Regions from separate parts of the Homo sapiens genome. Here region 2 is linked to region 1. Evidence: chromatin loops called from intact Hi-C (ENCODE). Cell type or tissue: MCF 10A. All regions are shown on one strand.

What was found. A loop is a pair of places that touch in the nucleus more often than their neighbours do. Peaks named below come from ENCODE experiments on the same cell type or tissue, not always from the same donor. Only the 100,000 strongest peaks of a DNase experiment are listed, where the experiment ranks them.
Region 2: a loop joins it to region 1, with 4 times the contacts of the local background. A loop is called at or near these places in 2 of 110 quality-filtered maps.

Annotation. Positions count from the first base shown.
Region 1 is chr3:20,335,783-20,343,782 of GRCh38, forward strand. LOC101927829 (a long non-coding RNA gene) reads left to right here and starts at 6,686. Exons shown (of 5, transcript NR_110814.1): 1 at 6,686-8,000. In MCF 10A, a CTCF peak has its summit at 4,750 (motif pointing right); a DNase peak (open chromatin) is centred at 4,739.
Region 2 is chr3:21,749,577-21,757,576 of GRCh38, forward strand. It overlaps ZNF385D (zinc finger protein 385D), which reads right to left and starts at 1,634. Exons shown (of 8, transcript NM_024697.3): 1 at 1,319-1,634. The coding sequence starts at 1,340. In MCF 10A, a CTCF peak has its summit at 3,366; a DNase peak (open chromatin) is centred at 3,355.

The DNA.
Region 1 (8,000 bases):
CCAAACGGTAGCCACTAGTCACATATGGCTATTAAGATTAAAAATAAAATAAAAAATTTAGTTCTTTGGCCATACTAGCCACATTTCAACTACTCAGTGGTCACATGTGTATAGTGGCTACTGTGTTGGACAGTACAAATATAAGATACTTCTACCATTGCAGAAAGTTCCTTTATTTTTATTTATTTTTGTAGAGACAGAATCTTGCTATGTTGCTCAGACTGGTCTCAAACTCCTGGCCTCAAGCAGTTCCTCCCACCTTTGCCTCCCAAAGTGCTGGGATTATAGGCCTGAGCCACCATGCCCAGCCCCATTGCAGAAAGTTTTACTGGACAGAACTGCTGTAGAATTCCTCTCCTATCACTGATACTAAACTTGTAATCCTATCTGATAATTTTTAGTGTTTCCCAATTTCTTTGGAGTAAATACTCCTATCATGGCCAATTTCATGCTACTAACCTGATGCCACTGAATGTGGAGTTGGGAGGAGATGTACACAATCAACTCTTGAGAGCCAGTATTAAGTGGTTCCAGGTCACCACTGGTTTTGTGAGAGGAATTCTTCCTTGATGGCAGAAAGTGCTGGTTCTGTTCTTTACATTCAAATATCACTTTACAATAAGATTGGCTTTCCAAAAACAACATTAACAGCCTACTAAAAGTGGCCAATAAGTCAATCACCTTAATTATATTTTGGGTGTAAAGTAGGAATATACAATCTACAACTTAAAAAGCCTTTTCTGTGGCAGTTGGAAAACTGCTCAAGTGAATTGGGGCTAGTGTCCTACAGTGCCTGTGCACATGAAACTAAACCATACAAGGTGTTAAGATATACATGTTCTAGTCTGAATTCTATATTGAGTCAATGGTGGTGCTCTAGTGATTAGTTCTATTAGTGGAGGTGTTTATAGTCTATATGGGTTGTGCAGAGTAGGCTGATAAGAGTGACCTGTTCCCAGTTGAAAATGGAAGAGTTGGCTTTTATCTATGAAGTCATGAATGACTTGCAAATATACTATCAAAGATAAGCATGTACTTAACTTTAAAAATATTTGCCATTTGAAAGTGCTTTGAAATTCTTTTTGAAAGATGGAAAATTTTATTTTAATTGCAAGCTAAACAAAACTCAATTGATATGCAGCCAGGGCTAGTTTTTTTAGAATCACAATTAGACTTGGCAGACTTTTTTTCTTTTTTCACCAGCGCATTATCTATTTTTTTTGTTTTGCTTTTTTTTGGGTGATGATGGGGGTTTATGGTCATGAATAAAGATCCTACATCATTAAGCTAACAACTCATCTGTTAGATAAAAATAGATTTTAGTCCATAGATTTTACTCCCCAAATACTTGGAAATGAGAAAACTAAATAATTCTTATCCTATTTCCTTTCCTGAAAAGGAAAACCCCTAACTCTGAATGCCTCTGTTACTAAAACTGTTTCTTAATTGTGACAATCATAACTGGATGAGAGTTATCAGTTAAACTGATGACTTAGTTGAACCCATTTGTTTCTGCAGAAAGATTATCCACATTTGTGTCAAACCAGGTCATTTTCAGGCCCTTGGGAGTCTGCCATTCGAATGCTTGTCCAGCTGAAGCTGGATGTCCTTGAATGACAGCTGCTAAAAATTCAATCAGTAACTGGTATCCAAATGTCAGGGGGAGCACTGCAAAGTGGGGACAGGCTGAGACAGTCTGTAGGGTTTGATTTTGGGTAGTCAGAGTTTAAATTTGACTTAGAAAAAAAGTAAATCAGCATCTTTAATCCCCAAACATTACGCATCATCTAGTCAGTAGACTTCGTAAAGGTCAAGCAATCAATATGGTTGGCATCAGCAGAGATAGGTTACAGGAGTTGATTTTTATTTCTCGAAATTGTTTTTTATATTCCAACATACAAAAAGGTAGGCAGACTGTCAGGTAGAGTAAAAGAATTTGTACTAATAGTGAGATGAGCTGGTCCTTGGTCAAGGGGCTACATTAATAGATGCAGTGGACTTGGAAAGAAATGGGGTTTCTCAAATTGCATTTATATTTGTCTTTGTTAAGGGTTTAATATTTTGAATGCACACCTATCCTTTGGGGGAAAATTGGGCTGCCTGGTATATCATCAATCCAGGAAGATGGAAATGCCAGAAGCATATGTTTCATCATGTTGTTGCTTCTAGTCTTGACTTAGACTAGGAAAAGAAAAAAAGAAGAAAGAAACAAGATTAATTTTTTGCCCTTGCTGTTTGCAAAATCTCTTGGAATATAGTAAAGAAAATATAATTATTGAAAATATTAGGTTCTTCCATGAAGTTACATTTATTTATTTACAAACTGAGGGAAGAGGGGCCTTATAATATTTTCAATTTGTGTATTATTTCTAGAAAAGTAACTGAACAGTTATGGAATGAAAAAATTATTTAAAAATCTGAGAAGGAAGGAAATAATGACAGGTGGTTAGAACCTTGTCATTGGAGAACTATATAGTCATGATATAGGCCAAGGTTTCAGCATGGGCATTTCCAAGCCAAAAAAAAAGTGTTTGTTAGTTCCTTCTTACAATTAAAAAAATGTCCACATAGTATGTGTGTTTTAATTTTCACCTAGAAAGATGCCTATTGCAATTGAACAAAAAATTAACCTATAGTGGCCTAATATTTAATCTTATTTTATTGATCAAGAAATTAACCTAGAGTACCCTAAGTTTTAATCTTATTTCAGCACACATTACTAGAAAAGTTCTTAAAAATATAGATGAGAACTGTATATATTTCTTGACCAAAAATTGTGATATAGTAGGAGAAAATATTAGGGAAAATTTCCTGCTTTTTCTTAAACTCTAGACTGCTCTTGAATGAATTTTGTACAAGAGAGCAATGAGAAACTGATAGCACTAGATGGAAATTTATGTCTTATCCAAAGGCTCTGGTATAACATCTTCAGTTAGCTGGGGGGCTCCAGGTCTCACAGAAACAAAAGTCCTTAAGGTTTAAGAATTTCTTCTTTCTTAAATATTTCCAGGACAACCTAGAGACCACTGTTAGTAGATCATCCATTGAGAAGGGTATATGTGAAATGTGAGAAAGTGGAGAGTTACCCATTGGATTTCAATGATTTTCTGGGCCTGTAGTAAATTACAGTTGTGGCCTCAGTTCTTTACCCATCACTGTATGCACATGTTTTGCTCTGTGGCTGCATTTTCTCTCAATGAAAAGATAGAGTCTCTTTCCCTTGAATTTGGGCTTACTTGTGAATTGCTTTGCCCAACAGAATGCAGCAGAAATGACAGCATGACATTTCTGAGCCTAGGTCTAAGAAGGCATTGCATGTTTCTGTCGTCTGGCTGAGAACACTGCTATGAGAACGTTACTGGCCTAGCTTCTGCATGATGAAAGACACAGTCTCATCAGCCCCAGAGTAGTATCAGCGGAGCCATGTAGTTGACAACTCCAGACATGTAAGCAATAAATGCTTAATGTCGAATGCTGCTGATGTTTCGTGGTTGGTTGTTATGCAGTGTTATTGTGACAATAATGCCACAATATAGCTTAGGGGATTAGTTTCCAGATGGATTATACATATAAAGTTCTGATAATTTTTCATGGAAATCTTGATACTTCATTAAAATAAATAAGAAGTCGTTGCTTAGCTCAATCACCTACCATGGGACATTTATCTACTGATTTGATTTGATCTGGGGGCAAAGGTTTCAGCCTTCAGCCTGGTAGTAGCCATATGCAAATGTATTTGTGTCTCTCCCAACCTGACAGATAAACAGACAGGCATCTAGAAGTTATCAAGTAAATACTTAGATGGGATTCTTGTGTTCAGTGTGAGTGTTCTCAAAATTTCAGTAAAGAGTTCTTTCCCCTGGGACATTAGATGTGGCTTAATAATGGCCACTAGTATATTTGTATTTGCAATCAGGCACAATGAACAGAATTGCTCCCAGGTTATCATTTGGGAATTTAAACACACTCTTTTTCTTTTGCCAGGTCCATTTCTGGCATGTATGGAATGAATCAGTGTGCCATCCTTTTAAGGCCCATTCATTGTCTTCTGGTTTTATTTTACGTCCATTTCTTCCTCTTACTAGAGAAAACAATTGAATTTTGTGGAAGCCCCAGGGGTTTGTGAATTTCAGAGGGACAGGGTTTTACCTGGAAAGAGAAAGGATTTTTGATTGAAAATAGAGGCTACTTATGACTCATTCAAAGGAGTTTTTCCTCTCCTTCATCTTATTTGCCTAGTGATTTTGTCTTATATGACACTTTGGAGCCTACTGTGAGATGACTGCTTCACACTGGATCTTTTTCAAATATTTTTCAAGGACAAACATCCTTCCTACAGGTTTTCTCATCTGTAATGATTGTCTTGTCTGGGGATTGTATTCTGATTAATTCAACGTTAGCTTTCTCACTGCTTCAGTGGATTCCAAATTTGTCATAGTTAAAAAAAAATTCTCCTGGGAAGTTTTATAAAAGAAGTTGGTGAAGAGAGGGCTTAGGATTTATTCTGCTGACCAATCTTTAGAATGTGGTAGGGGACTGAGGCACACAAAAAAGAAAAATGGAAGGAATGCCCAATTCTTATGCATTCTCATAGGTCAGGCATAACTCAGGAGTTTTGCAGAAATTTCAGTGATTGTTGCTCACATGGAGGTTTTACCCTGCAGTCACCATCCAATTGAGCAAAAAGCAGTTAAAAGGATGCAATAAGGGATTCAGCCAGCAGAGGGCGGGAGAGCCACACCCAGTTGCTTGGACCAGTTACACACCTCCAAGCCAACTCGTTCTGAAGACACAAGCCTTTTTTTTGGTAAGCGTTTTGCTTTCACTAAGTCCCTTCTGACAGAATGGGCAAGAGTCAATCTGCCCGGAATTGAATACTGGCTGCACCATGCGCTAGCTTCATCATCTTTTTGTGCCTGATTATTTCTCATTGGAAAAATGGGAAAAGCATAGTCATGGTGAGGATGTCATAAGGGTGTTGCGAAGATGATGAAGTTAACTTATGTAACACATTCCAAACAGTGCTTGGTAACTACTTGATAAATATTATTTAATAGTATTATAGGCTATCCCTTTGCCTTCTGTCTTCCATCCTCCCAAGTCTGAATGCAAAAATAAATTAATATGGCAATAGGTTATGTGGGCTGATTCCTCTTCACTCTTTGAAACTCATCTCAAAAAGCGCAACATACCTTCGTGATATTTCTGCCAAAAATGCTTATGCCAAATCTAACCGCGAGAAACAGTTTAGAGTAGTTCCAAACCAGAGACATTCTACTAAATTCAGGGACATTTTTTTTTTTTTTTTTTTTTTGAGAGACAGAGTTTTGCTCTTGTTGCCCAGGCTGGAGTGCAATGGCACAATCTCGGCTCACCACAACCTCCACCTCCTGGGTTCAAGTGATTCTCCTGCCTCAGCCTCCCGAGTAGCTGGGATTACAGGTGTGTGCCACCACGCCCGGCTTATTTTGTATTTTTAGTAGAGACGGGGTTTCTCCATGTTGGTCAGGCTGGTCTCGAACTCCCGACCTTAGGTCGTCCGCTCGTCTCGGCCTCCCAAAGTGCTGGGATTACAGGCGTGAGCCACTGTGCCCAGCGTAAATTCAGGGACATTCTACTAAATAACTAGACTCTGCACTTTAAAAATTACAAGGTCATGAAAGACAAAGAAAGAATCTGAAACTGTTCCAGATTGTAGGATACTAAAGACACATGAAAGCTGAATGCAGCATATGAGCTGGGGATTTCTTCTGCTGTAGAGTACACATTGGGACAATTGGTGAAATTTGAATAAGGTCTGTAGATAAGATCGTAGTATTGTATCAGTATTGATTACCTGATTTTGTTACTTGTAGGCTACAGAAGAGAATGTCCTTGCTTTTAGGAAATATACACCAGAATCTTCAAGAGTAAATGGGGCATCATAATTTCTGTAAGTTACTCTCAATTTTTTTTTTTTTTTTTTTTTTTTTTTTTTTTAGACAGAGTCTCTGTTGCCCAGGCTGGAGTGCAGTGGTACGATCTTGGCTCACTGTAGCCTCCACACCCTGGGTTCAAGGGATTCTCCTGTCTCAGCCACCCAAGTAGCTGGGATTACAGGCGTGCACCGCCATTCCCAGCTAATTTTTGTATTTTTGATAGAAACGGGGTTTCACCATTTGACTAGGCTGGCTGGAACTCCTAGTCAGGACTTCAAGTGATCCACCCACCTCAGCCTCCCAAAGTGCTGGGATTACAGGCATGAGCCACCGCGCCCAGCCCCAAATTTTTTTTGAAAAAAGAAATGTATATTTGTGTGTGTGTGTTTGTGCGTGTATGTGCATATCTGTATGTAAGCATATTTGATATAATAGCATTTAGTACATCTGGTTAAAGGGCATATGAGAATTCTTTGTAGTGTTCTTGCAACTTTTGTTAGCCTGAAATTACATCAAAATACAAAGGTAAAAAATAAAACCATAAATAAAAAATACAATCCCAGCTCTCAGGATGCCTCCTTCTTTAATAGTTTTCCCTGATGTCCCCTGCCTTACCCTTTGCCTTAGGTGGGTTAGGAGCCCTGGCCCTGTGTGCCCTCAGTCTGTAGCTTCTCTCTCTGTCACAGCACTGTATTACACTGTATTGTGACCACCTGATTATGTCATTAAACTATGAGCTGGGACAAAGAAGGCAGGGGTGCTATCTCATTCAACTTTGTATCACCTGAGCTTAACTAACACCTGGCACAGAGAAGAAACATATTAAGGATTTGCTGAGAGAATAAGATAGTATAACTTGGTCTTATATCTAAGGTTTGATTTTCTAGGAACCTATAGTGAATTTTAGGCTTGCTTTTCAGTTTTTGTAGCAGGGATGTAGCACAGGTTTGGGACTCAGCACACCTAGTCTGAAAGCTGATTTCTGTCACAGCATGCATGAGGGACAGTCTCTTCAGTTTATTTATACCTTAGTGCTGTGATTCTCGAGCTTATAGACACTGTGAGGACAGAATTTTAGCTCTTTAAACAAAGGGGGGCAAATATACAGTGACCTCTATCTATGTAGGTATTTAACTGAAAGGAATTCCAGGGCCAAGTGTGTCTACTATTAAAAGAAACGTACTTTTCTTACAATGTAGTCCCTGAATGCAAATCATGGTTTTATCTGGTGGGCAACTGAAGAAACAGCAATCTGAACTGATATGGGAGGCAGACCTCACTGTAACAGGATTAGTGAGAAACAGTGTTTGTGGCTCTTAATTGCTCATTTTTTTTTTTTTAATGGGGGATGTTAGGGATTTTCTAAGGGCAGGTTTATCCATATGCAGAGTTGATGTTAGGATGTAATACCACAAAGATGTAATTAACTCCTCTGTTTGTGGTCTCCATGTTAATTCACTCTCATAAGAGGGTATGCAGTGTGGTCACTATTCTACCACCATTTTTAAGAAAAAATTTAAAACTATTTTTTATCTTCCAAATTAAATATTTTGCTATTTGATAAGTTAACAATGCAACAGAAAATCAATATAACTTTTATCTTTACCAGAAGCCATAAAAGTCTATCTAGGAAAATTTCAGATGTGTGAACATGGCTTTAGAGAAGGAACTCAACTACAGACTATAAGAAATGTAAAACCAAGCCAGGTTCCTGTTGTGGTCCTTTATTATGACCTGGTGACCTAAGCTAGAGAATCACAGCACTAAGGTATAAGTAAACCAAATAGCATGCATTGGCTTTAGTTCAGAAGGGGATTTTTGTGCAGAAAATAAATTGAAAGTAGGGCCTCTGGCCAGCATAAACAGATAAGAAAAAAGTATGATTCCCTACGTCTCAAAAATGACTCCTTCACACATCCCACCAATCAAAGATCCATTTGGAATAACAGGTCTTCTAAAAGCTGCCATAGAAGTTAAGCCTCCTACCACCTATACTTCTGTGTGAATTGATTTAGTCTGGAGGCATTTTGATTGCTTTTCTCCTAACACCTAACTTAGAAGGTGAAATAGAGGTCTTGTTTG
Region 2 (8,000 bases), 1.4 Mb after region 1:
CCTCCATTACTACCCACTGGAAAGAGATGGTTTTTAACTACAGATTCTGCTTAAATTTGGCAATGCAATGAAATTGTTTCTTCCAAATCATTTTCAGCTATTTTAAGACTTCTCTTCTAATATGATACAAATTATAGGCAAATCAAAACTGTCAAGACAACTAAAGGCATTTAGCTTTTGGAACTTAGATTCCTTCCACACACTCTCAAGTGTCTCAAAGCCTAAAGGAAACAAAACAGAGCAAATAGTACATACAGAAATAAATTTCCAACAAACTAATAGTGCCCCAACCTAAGTTTATCTAAATACCTCTTTAATCTGAAAGAAGACGCTAGATTTAATATTTAAAGCAAACCAAGAAATCAGAGCATTTGCATCTTGGATACATTTCCTAGCCCCTCTCCAGTTGCTCTATCAAACCTTTTAATATCGCATAGATGCCCTTAAATGATGACGCCAGATAGGACTTACAGAAGGAAAGCATAACTTCAGAGAGGAGGAACAAATATTCAGTCCTTATCTTTGACTTCTTCTTATTTAGTGAAGGGGCTTGCCTCCTGTACTAGCAGTAAGTTGCGGCGTTAGAGTGCAAATGCACAGCTCCAAGCCCACTTCCAGTGCTCAACTGATAGCTCGGATCCAAGCCTCAACATGCTTTCTGGAAATGCAGGCAGCTCAACTGAAAACCTAACTGAGGTTTCTACCGTGGCACAAAACTGACCTGCACAAATATTTGACATCTCCGAGACCTCTAAAGGTTTCAAATAATATGCATTTTGTGCTAGGCTGCTCCTAGCTAGACAGAGCACTGAGATGATATAGAGAAGTGTTCTCAGCTGCTCAACCACACTGCTCACTAGACAATGTTTTCCTTTTCCGCCTCAGAACAAGAAAAACCAGCAAATACTGAATGAAATGCTCATATTGACTAAGCTTTCACAGCATCAATTGTATAGAAACTTTGTTTCACATTCCATTAAGTTAGCTCATGACTTCCCACGCTGCACTATTTCTCCTTCACCTAGCTAAAAGAGCCAACTTCATTCAGGCAAATCAAGGCAAAGTTTACCCCCCCGCCCCCTCCACATGTCCCTGTCTCTTTTCTTTTCCAACTTAAACTCATCCACGGCTAAATTAACAGCCCCAGTTGTGGCACAAAGGAAGCTTTGAAGGCTGCACCGGCTTGGTCCTCCAGTTGCCAACTGGAGGTAGGTTTAATGTAACATATTCTTGCTGCTTAAAGAATTTTTTAAGGGCTTGTCTGCACGGATGAAGAGCCGGACACCCCCAGAATTACATCATCAGAGTGAACACTCACCAAAATACATTATGTTTCTCATTAATCAGACAGCTGGAATCCCACCGCGGTGTCTTCAGCATCAGCTCTCACCCAAGGCTGGCACGTAGAGCAGAGCCCTTTCATGCTACATTCGGTGGAAATGTCCCCGGCGTGGAGAGCAGTGAGCGCCGAGAGCGTGCCTCCTCCGCGGGATGAGCGCCTTGCAGGCTGCCTTTCCAGGGCTAAGATCCCCGGCGGCTGGAGAGTGCGCTCGGGCTGCCTGCTGCACTGCCCATCCTTACTGTAATCCGACTCCTCCTTGCGATGTCCTTGCCGCGCCTGTGACATCAGGACTGAGAGTACTACAAGCAGACCCCTCCACCCCACCCCACCCCACCCTGGGTTAGCAGCCGCTCCACGAGGTGCTCCGACTGCCTGCCTGGACCAACCATGGCTCTCGGGAAGCTTTGACGAGCCCAGAGACTTGGGAAGGGGCGGAGTGAGGGGCGCGGGAGGCTCTCTTAAAGCGAGAAGAGTGTCGGGATCCACACAGGAACACACAGGAGAAATTCACCACTGTGCAGGAGGGACGTGGTTAAGGCGAGTTCTGCCATTAACGTGTAATTAGACAACACTTTTACCCCGCCCCTCCTGTGAATGCCACCATTCTCTCCAAAATTTAACCTCCTCTACCAAGTTAAAACGGCAGTACGAAGAGGGATGGTGCCGTGCTTGCATTCTCTTTGCTGTGGGCTTGAGGGTTTGTTGTTATTTTTTGTGATGTTTATATATAAGAGGAATAAAAGGAACGCCAGGGACCACTGCTAGGGTAATAGAGGTTCACACTTAGAAGTGATCACATCCCAGAAAGCTAGTACTTGGTGAAGTGTAATTTTTTATTTCTTGAGTGTTCCCTGAGCTATTATGTTGATAGAAAGATGTGAAGAAAAATAACTGGTGATAAAAGTCACCTCTCAGTTGCCCAGGACCAAATTTGCTGCCTCCCTTAGTAGGCAGGTAGAAAGCACACTGAGGCTGAAATGATCTTTGACCTCCTGAAACGGAGAGACGATTAGCCTGAAAGGCAACCAACATTGTGCCATAGTTAGAGTCCAGTCACCAATATAATATAGCCACACACACACACACCCACCCCCCTCCCCCCCCCACCACACACACACACAACGCTCTCATTAAATTTGAGATGAACGGTCAAGAAAGGCAAAGCTTAGCAAAGCCTCTGGCTCCTCCAATGGTATAATGAATTGCAGTCCTTATCTTACATAGAAAAGGATATTAGAAAGAAATCCCTGAAAGCTGTGCTGATTAATACTTAAATGCACAGCATGGAAAAAATAAACTCATACAGCAAGTTCCGTTTCCTAAGGACTCATCACTTTGGGAACCAATTTACGTACTGGAACATTTGAACTTATAAATTTCTATAGACATTTATGAAATTAAGAACCAAATATAAACAAAGAACTGTAGTCTATGGAAGAATGCAATTGATATATTTTTAATCTGGGCTTTTATAAAAGTGTGATAGCAAAGATTTCTACATTTTGATATTAAAATATTCTATAGCATTTCCTTACGCGATTCTATATCTCTTGGTGGATTTAATGTGCATAGAAACTAGGGGGCTGAAGCTCATAATAACGGCTTTCTGTGCAATCTTGCATAAAAGCTTAACTGTATTCTACCTCTGTGAAGAGTGCAATGAACAATATCCTCTCTCACGCTAGATTATAAAGAATTTGGTGAGTGAAAGTAGGTAAGCAAATATAAATCAGAAACATCACAGTGAATCTTAAGATAAATCTAGGGCTGTTCTTTTAGAAATACTCTTAATTTAAAGCCACCAGAGGAAAATTTACATAGTAAAGGATATTAACTTTTTTACTCCCTTTTAAAAATTAAAATAAAAACAATGTTACGGGAAAGTATTGAAGAAAATGCGTAAATGTTTTTTCCTTTTGGACAAATGGAAATTGTCCAAAAGTACAATTAGTAGTTCTTCCCTCAGGCAAAAGAACCATCTGTGGTAGAGCTTATTCATGAAGCCTGTAAGCTGCCTTGACCTCCTACATGTGCTAGGGGGCACTGTAGTTTAATGTTAGTGCTTTGGGTCCATTTGAGTTCCTGTAGTTGGAAGATGCAAGCATTGAGAGTTGAGTTTCAAATAGGAGATTTGAAACATTAAAGGACTACCTTAATCATTAATAACACGCTTGCATTTGCATGACATTTTACAGTTAAAAGGCACTTTCACATGTCATCTTTATTACTAACAAATTGAGATATAGAAAGGTGGATATTACAGATGTCACAAATGAAGAACCTGAGGCTCAGAGATGTTAAGCAACTTTCTTAATGATGTGATGAGTAAGAAACAGTTGTCTTACTATTTGTTTGTTGAATTTATATTACAGTTCTCCAACAGGTTTCCTTCTTCAAATAAATGTGCTATTTATAATGGCTCAGGTAAAAGTCACCCCCAATAAAACAATGTCACTGCATGTTCTAGAAACAAATATATCTATATGGTCACAAATACATCAGCAGGGAGCATCTGGTAATAGAACATGCCAATCTTTGCCTGGTAGTATACCCCAAAAAACAGCATGTAGCCTTTGAAAGAATATGGCATTCCAGAAACAATTGAGTGTAATATCTATACAATGTAATTCTGTTCAAACAGAAAAGGAAGATGCCCTTTTAAATTAAAGATATGTGCCCCTCTTCCCTGCAATTAAGGCTTATCTGGAATGTAGAAGCTTAAGATACAAAGTTGTTTATCTCTGGATGGAAAACAAGTGATGTTTGTTTTAATTGTATACTTTTTCCTGTTTTACATAAAACTATTTTATTTATTTGTATACATTTATTAAAAAATGCAACTTTGGTGGTTGTTGTTGTTGTTGTTGTTGTTGTGTGTGTGTGTGTGTGTATTTGCGTTTTGTACTTTGAGCAACATCTCCCTAATACTCTCACCCTGCAGCTCTGGTAACCATTTTATTCCTGTTTCTATAGAGTTTGACCTTTTTACACTCTACATATAAGTGAAATCATTGGGTATTTGTTTTTATGTACCTGGCTTATTTCACTTAAGACAACAATGTCCTCCAGGTTTATCCATATTGTCACAAATGAGAGGATCTTCCTCTTTTAAAAGGTTGAATAGTATTCCATTATGTATATATGCGACATCTTTGTTATCCATTCATCCACTAGTGGAAACCTTGCTTGATTCCTGTGAGTAATACTGCAATGAACATGGTAGTACACACATTTCTTCAACATATTATTTTTTTTAATTTTGAAGCATAATAATTTCCAAATGAAACCACAGCTGATCTTGGCTAGATAGAGGATTGTGAACATGCCAGCTGTGCCTGAGAGATGCTTTCATATGTCATCTCAAGGGAGCGACTTAGCAGCTTCTAGGGAAGAATCTGGTTCACACCCTGACCTTTACCTGTCTCTAAGAATCTGTGAGAACCTAGGAGCTTCTGAAGGTGAATTAAGTCAGTTCATCTGGGGTCAGCTGTAGCACCAACCTGCTTGCCAGATAAAATTATACCTAGCACTATTAAAACAAAGGATGCCTTCAAACCACTTACATATTTTGTATTAAAATATCATGGTTGGGTGAAAATTTTTTCTGTGTTCTAAGATCCGGGTAGCTGCCTGCCTTGACTCCTCATCTCATTCAAATATTGCTCAAAGGTTTATCAGTGTACTAATTCACTGTCTTTTTTTTTTCCAGTTTTAAAATGCCTTTGTCCCTCCCCTGACATTTCTTAACCTCCTTTCCTCCCTTATTTTTCTCCATGGCAACTATCATCATCTGACACACTATTTTAGACGTCTGTTTATTTTTGATTTCTCCTCACTGGAATATAATCTCAGTGAGGGCAGGGATTTTATCTGTTCAATGCTATATCTACAGTTCTTAGAAAGGTACCTGCTACTTGTCATTATACAATAAATATTTGTGAATGAGGGAATGAATGAATGAGCATCCTAAGTACAGCTGTATTGTGTGTAAGACATCATACTTTTCTATGTGCCTGAAGTCAGTTCTTTGAGGTTGGTTGTGTTTTGTGCAAAGTGTTCACACAAATTGAATTTGTCCATGCTTAGCAGCAGCTGCTCTTAAATTCCATTCAGTACAGATGCCAGATGGTACTGCAGGCCACAGTTTGTGAGTGTGTTTGTCCTTTCAAATTCTCATAGCTGCATGGAGCAGAGACTTAGATTCAGCATGAGTTAGCATAGCTCAGTTGTGTCTTCCATTGCCTCGCCCTTGGCTTTAGTTTAGTCCACCTTTATCTTTTATCTATATTGTAGCAATAAAATTGTATCCAGTGTTCCTGATTTCAGACTTGCCCATGTCCAATTCATTCTCCATATTAGATCCATTATCATCTTTAAAAATGGTATGATCATGCCACTCCTTTGCTCAGTATTCTTCACTGTTTCCGTATTTTATCCACCAAGGTCGTTAAGGTTTTCGACAACCAAGTCCCTATTCGCTTCTCCATTTGTAAATACTTTGTCCTTCACACTCTTCACTGTGTGAAACCTAAAGTATGGCTATAATTCACCTGAAGACTACATTCCCTTTCACCTGCTCTCTCTACTGAAGCAATCTGTAATCAATCTTTGGGTGTCTGTTTAAATATTATGTCTTCTGAGAACATTTTTCTCACCAAAAGACTAAATGAGGTGTTGTTTGTATTCTTTTTCACATAGCACACTGTACTAATTCCTACTATAGCATTTAAACTTAGTGTGGGAATTTGCCTTTACTTGTATGTAACCCAAATGAAAGAGGATTTTCTTTTTTAACTCCATGACCTCATACAAATCCATCGTTTAATGAACAAATTCATTATTTATCTATGAATTCATTCAACATTTTTGAATAAATTTAACATCTTATGAATGCCTATCATGTGCCAGGCATTACTCCAGGTGCTGGATGAAGAACGCTGCAGAAAGTGCAAAGGATAAATGGGGAATACACCTTATGAGTGCCAGGAAGAACAACAAGGCCAATATGCTAGAGTAGAGTAGATCTTAAAAAGCAAACCAAGAGTTGACTTCAAATAGGTAAGATGGAGCCAAATTCAGTAGAACTTTTTAGGCCATTAGAAATACTTTGACTTTTATTATGACTTACATGATATAACTTTGGAGCAACGTGATTTGACATGCTTCAACAAGTTCACTATGACTGACGTATGAAGAATTGACTAAAGCGAGCAAGGACAGATGTAAGGTGACGGGTTAGGAAGCCTTTGTAGTAATCCAGGAAAGAGAACATGGCTTGGACCAGGGAAGAAACAGTGGCGGTAGAAAAAGTGGTCAGATTCTCTACATGTACCAAAATGGGTCCACAGAATTCTCTGGTAGGTTAGATAAGCAATTTAAGATTTTTTTTAAAGTAGTGGAGTATTCACAATTTGAGGACTGAGCAAATGGAAGGACAGAATTTCCACTAATTCAGGAAAAAACTTTGAGAGAACTTGCTTTAGGGGAGGTTAGAAGGTGGTCAGTGTAGGGGCATGTCTGGTTTGTCATTCTTATTATATCCAAGTAGAAATGTTTCATAGTAGTTTGGCTATATGGGTCTGGAGCTCAAAGGAGATGTTTGGGATTCATATTTAAATTTGGAAGTCATGATTTTATAAATGATAATAAAATCCATGAGATCAGATAGTATCTTTTAGGAAGTATAGATTGAAAAAGGAGAAGAGGGTTAACACTAAACACTGAGTCGTGGGACATTATAAGAGCAAAAGCACAAGTATATGGGGAGTTAGTGATGAATATTTGTTGAAAGTATAATAACTTTTGAATGCATATGTGTTGACATATGAATGACATGTGCTGGAAGGCTACTTTAAGCCTGAGTTGGCCTATAGTATACCACTACTCAATGTCAAAACAGTTTGAAAATTAAATAAATAAGCTGTCCATACGGAAACAAATACCTAATTCAATTTATCTGTGTAGTGTTTTAATCAGAATTTTTTAAGTTGTGTAGACACTGCTATAAACTCCTAAATCAATTTTATGACCAAATTCTTACTTGATGTTTCCATACAAATTAAATGCCTGGGGTCATTATTGAAAATTAATTGCCTACAAGAAAAAAGTACTAACATTGTGCTAAGAATAAAAGTTCTAAAAATACCATAATATTCCAAAATTCTAGATTTCACTGACTTTGGAGACATATGATAAATTTCTCTTTTTTTTTTTTTTTTTTTGTTTTCTTGAGATGGTGTCTCACTCTCTCACCCAGGCCCCAGGCTGGAGTGGCGCAATCTCAGCTCACCACAACCTCTGCCTCCTGGGTTCAAGCGATTCTCGTGCCTCAGCCTCACTATAGTCACAGCTTCAGCTGGGACTACAGGAGCATGCCACCATGCCAGGCTAATTTTTGTATTTTTGGTAGAGATAGGGTTTTGCCATGTTGGCCAGGCTGGTCTTGAATTCCTGACCTCAGGTGATCTGACCACCTTGGCCTCCCAAAGTGCTGGGATTACAGGCGTGAGCCACCACACCTGGCCTAAATTTATTATATATGTGACTCTTTCTAATTTGATAGACAGCTAATAGGAGCTTTTTATTATATTTAATAACCAGCATTGAGAGCCAGAAATCTTAACCTTGGAGGTGGTTGTGGAATAGCAATGTTTATTGA